2 separate regions of the Homo sapiens genome follow, and region 1 is linked to region 2. Evidence: read pairs that join two places in POLR2A ChIA-PET (ENCODE). Cell type or tissue: CD4-positive, alpha-beta T cell. All regions are shown on one strand.

Region 1 (2,500 bases), 190 kb after region 2:
TAAAACACTTCATAGCATGCTTACATCACCTGCTGTCTGCCGCTCTGCATGGTGGGGACATGGGTTTGCGTCACATTTTCTCTGTTAAGAGCTCAGGGGGCAGTCCAGATGCGGTGGCTCACGCCTGTAATCCCAGCCCTTTGGGAGGCCGAGGCAGGCGGATCACTGGAGGTCAGGAGTTCGAGACCAGGGTGGCCAACATGGTGAAACCCCATCTCTACTAAAAATACAAAAATTAGCTGGGCAAGACAGCGACACTCTTTATCAAAAAAAAAAAAAAAAAAAAAGTCCAGGTGCAGTGACTCATGCCTGTAATCCTAGCACTTTGGGAGGCTGAGGTGGGCAGATCACTTGAGATCAGGAGTGCAGGACCAGCCTGACCAACATGGTGAAACCCCGTCTCTACTAAAAATATAGAAATTAGCCAGGTGTCATGGTGGGCATCTGTAGTCCCAGCTGCTCAGGAGACTGATGCAGGAGAATCAGTTGAACCCAGGAGGCGGAAGTTGCAGTGAGCCAAGATTGCACCACTGCACTCCAGCCTTGTGACAGAGCGAGACTCTGTCTCAAAAAAAAAAAAAAAAAAAAAAGAAAAAAGAAAAAAAGAGCCTAGGTGGCAAAATCGACCAACCAGGGCAAGGAAGCCCCTTTACAGTAATGGTTAGGAGAGCTGGCTTCTAGCCATTCCCTGTGTCCTACCATTCCCCGTGAACTCCTAAAACACGGTACCGTGTCCTACAGATCCCAGAGGCTTACCCCAGTCTCTGTGTCCTTGCTCACGTAGTATCTCCTGCTTCCAGAGCCCACCACTGATTCTTCAGGGCCAACTCAAATCTGATCTCTGCCACCCACTGCTCCCAGATGCTTGCAGCCTACTTTGGGCTTCTCTGTCTTTATTCTTTCATTCTTCAACTCATGCTCTTGAGGGTCAGTTGTCCTATATTTTTCTTTTTTTAGAAATATTTCTGTGGACCGGGCGCATTGGCTCATGCCTGTAATCCCAGCACTTTGGGAGGCTGAGGCGGGTGGGATCACAAGGTCAGGAGTTTGAGACCAGCCTGGCCAACATGGCGAAACCTTGTCTCTACTAAAGATACAAAAAATTAGCCGGGTGTGGTGGTGGGCGCTTGTAATCCCAGCTACTTGGGAGGCTGAGGCAGGAGAATCACTTGAACCTGGGAGGCGGAAGTTGTAGTGGGCCAAGATCACGCCATTGCACTCCAGCCTGGGTGACAGGGTAAGACTCCGTCTCAAAAAAAAAAAAAAAAAAAAAGAAATATTTTTGTGGAGATGGGGGTCTCACTATGTGTTGCCCAGGCTGGTCTTGAACTCCTGGCCTCAAGTGATTCTCCCACCTCGGCCTTCCAAAGTTCTGGGATTATAGGTGTGAGCCACTCACTGCGCCTGAGCTGTTTTGCTTTCGGGAAAATTTTCTCTGATGCAACCGAAATCTTCATGAGAGCAGGGGACACTTTCTTACATGTGATCTCTTACACGTGATTTTCCAAAATACCTTGCACACTGAGTAATGGATGGAGAGTTTATTTGGTTCTGTTTTAAAAATCCCGAGTAATGGAATTGTCTCCACGGTGGTTTAGAGAGCCTGCTTTTCTAAATGTTTTTGTTACTGATAAGTCCTTGAGAACGTTCCCCCACTATTTTCTTCCTCTGGATTTCGTCTCTATAAATCATCCCCGCCTTCCGTGTGAGGATTGCTCACTGCGTAGATTAGCTGCAATGAGTGTTTAATCCATGGGGCTTTGCCCTGCCTCCCCCCTCACCTGTTTACAGGCCCTTTTCCTTGGCTGCCACATTGCTGTGCTTGGGAAAGGGTGAGTTGTCAGGGAAATGTCATTAGGATGCTGCCTTGGTGCTGCTGGTACTCCAAAAAAAGACTCTTGCCCAGTAATGGCCCAAAGCTGAACATAAATGACATTTGGCTTCTTCTGTCCTTCCATTTGTTGGGTATCCCGATTGCCTGTGTCCTAGGGTATCCTGCTGAATGCCATTACTCTATTATTTCCTCGTTGGGGTTTCCTCCTCTCAAACACGGCTTGTTGTAGTCTTGACATGATTTATGGGAAGCAGTGTGTATTTGGCGTTTTTCATTTTTTACCCTTACAGATTGTGCTCTTTTGCAGTTTTAGGACTTTTGGTCCGTATGCCGATTTCTCTAAAACCAGAGCATGCAGCCGGGCACGGTGGCTCACACCTATAATCCTAGCATTTTGGGAGGCTGAGGTGGGCAGATCACTTGAGGCCAGGAGTTCGAGACCAGCCTGGCCAACATAGCGAAACCCTGTCTCTACGAAAAATACAAAAATCAGCCAGGTGTGGTGGTGTGTGCCTGTAGTCCCAGCTACTCGGGAGGCTGAGGCCGGAGGATCACTTGAACCTGGGAGGTAGAGGTTGCAGTCAGCTGACATCATACCACTGCACTCCAGCCTGGGTGACAGAGGGAGACTCTGTCCCAAAAAAAAAAAAAAAAAAAAAAAAAGAA
Region 2 (2,500 bases):
TAGGAATAAGGGAAACAAAAAGAGGAGCATCATTATCGTGGTTAAGGTGAAGGAAACAAGCAGTAACGAGCCATAAATCACCAGCAATAAAACAGAAACGCATTGATAAGAAATCTCGGAATAAGATTGCCCAGTGAGAGCTCCAACAACTTCAAAGGGCCTGTGAGATGCACAGCTGACTGGAAGTCAGCTCTTCGTCTCTACTTGCCCGCCAGCTAAGCCCAGAGCTCCAGCCTCCCTGAGGCTCTTCCCTCCTTTGTAAAAAGCAGGAATGAGTATGTTTTCTCCAAAACCTCTTCTAGCTTTAGGATTCTGCTTCCAGTGAGATCATCCTATTCCTAGTCTTCTTTGTTATGGAAAAGCCTGTTGGCCTTCCTCCCTCTAGTTCACCAACACAAGAGGCGGGAGGGTCAGAGGGTGACTTCGGCACTGTCTTGAATGTCAATAGACACAACACTACTGGAATATTTTTATATTTCTAAAATTAACCCCACATCCCCTTTCATGAATGAGACGGTGGAACATAGGATTCTCTAGCTGCTATTTTATCTCTTAGACTCGGCCCTTCATATCCGTGGGTTCTGCATTCATGGATTCAACCAACCACCCATTGAAAATATTTAGGAAAAAAATTGCATCTATACTGAACAGGTCCACACTTTTTCTTGCCATTATTCCCTAAACAATAGAGTACGACTGTTGACACAGCATTTGCATTGTATTAGGTGCTGTGATTACTCTAGAGATGAAGTGCGTGGGAGGATGTGCATAGGTTAGAGGCAAATACATACTGAGTATCTGCATTTTCATATCAGGGACTTCAGCATCTGTGGATTTTGGTATCTGCAGGGGGTCCTGGAACCAACCCCGACAGACACCAAGTGACAGCTGTACAGGTTGAGTATTCCTTACCCGAAACGAGGGGCCGGAAGTGTTTCAGAGTTTGGTTTTTCAGATTTTGAAATATTTGCCTTACCCTCTGGGTGTCATGCAGGCCTTTTTGACATTTTGAACAGTATCTTTACCCCACAGAGCAGGAAATAAGCCAAAGAACCCCACAATGAGTCATGCACATAGGTCTCAGCCCTGTGTAGGGTGTTGTGGGGAACTGCTGCTGGGCATCCGGTCTGCACACATGCCATTTCATGACCCTCTGTGGGAGTACCTGCAGAGGGAAGTCGCCGTGTGCGTGCAAAGGATATATCGGGCCGGGTGTGGTGGCTCACGCCTGAAACCCCAGCACTTTGGGAGGCCAAGGTAGGAGGACTGCTTGAGTTCAGGGGTTCGAGACCAGCCTGGGCAACATAGTGAGACTCTGTCTCTACTAAAAAAATAAAAATTAAATAAATTTAAAAAAAAAGGATATGGCCGGATGCGGTGGCTCACGACTGTAGTCCTAGCACTTTGGGAGGCCAAGGTGGGTGGATCACCTGAGGTCAGGAGTTTCAGACCATCCTGGCCAACAACACTGCCTCTACTAAAAATACAAAAATCAGCCAGGCCCAGTGGCATGCACCTCTAGTCCCAGCTACTCGAGTGGCTGAGATAGAATTGCTAGAACCAGGGAGGTAGAGGTTGCAGTGAGCTGAGACCACACCATTGCACTCTAGCCTGGGCAACAGAACAAGACTCTGTCTCAGGGTAAAAAAAAAAAAAAAGAAGGATATAGCTGAGCTGAAGGGGAGGGTTCCTTTTCCCCTGGGGGGACACTGAATGTCTGTGTTGTATGCCTGTGTTCTGACTGCAGCCTGTCACACAGAGTCAGGTGTGGAATTCTCCAGCTGGGGCATCATGTTGGCAATGAAAAGGTTTTGGATTTTGCAGCATTTTGAATTTCAGATTTTCAGATTAGGGCTGCTCAACCTGTACACGCAGGCTTTTATATCAGGTCAGAGATAACACATCCTATAAATTATACATCGTGGCATACAGGAAAGTACAAAGACTCATTCTTCAAAGGGTGACATTCTGGTATAAAATATTAGTGCTTTACATAAATCCTCTTCAGAGGCCAGGAAAAAAACCCTATGTATGGAAGAATGGACATGACCATGCTATAAATATGGTAGTTTGGTGGATTTTAGAGCCTACTCCCAATCTACTGAAATAGATATTCTGAAGTGAGATTTCGTCGTATTTTCAGAAAAGTCCCCATATGATTCTGATGTACATCCCTGATTAGGAAATGCAGGAAGGGCAGAAGACCAGTCAGGCGAAGAGATGAGCTGGCGCGAACACATCTTTTTATTTTATTTTTATTTTTTGAGATGGAGTCTCGCTCTGTCGCCCAGGCTGGAGTACAGTGGTGCAGTCTCGGCTCACTGCAACCACCTCCTCCCGGGCTCAAGCAATTCTCCTGTCTCAGCCTCCGGGGTAGCTGGGATTACAGGCGCATGCCACCACGCTGGGCTAATTTTTGTATTTTTAGTAGAGACGGGGTTTCACAATGTTGGCCAGGCTGGTCTCGAACTCTTGACCTCAAGTGATCCACCCACCTTGG

Evidence for each region. ChIA-PET counts read pairs that join two places held together with the same protein. Peaks named below come from ENCODE experiments on the same cell type or tissue, not always from the same donor. Only the 100,000 strongest peaks of a DNase experiment are listed, where the experiment ranks them.
Region 1: POLR2A ChIA-PET joins it to region 2 with 8 read pairs; 3 of 35 experiments call an interaction of 5 or more read pairs at or near these places.

Annotation. Positions count from the first base shown.
Region 1 is chr10:12,373,691-12,376,190 of GRCh38, forward strand. The region is part of intron 1 of CAMK1D (calcium/calmodulin dependent protein kinase ID); the gene reads left to right. Among named protein-coding and RNA genes, the nearest start is that of CAMK1D, 25 kb to the left of the region's middle. In CD4-positive, alpha-beta T cell, no CTCF peak of the experiment used is centred here; no DNase peak of the experiment used is centred here.
Region 2 is chr10:12,180,491-12,182,990 of GRCh38, forward strand. All of the region lies in intron 3 of NUDT5 (nudix hydrolase 5), which reads right to left. Among named protein-coding and RNA genes, the nearest start is that of NUDT5, 14 kb to the right of the region's middle. In CD4-positive, alpha-beta T cell, no CTCF peak of the experiment used is centred here; a DNase peak (open chromatin) is centred at 1,131; H3K27ac peaks cover 1,719 bases.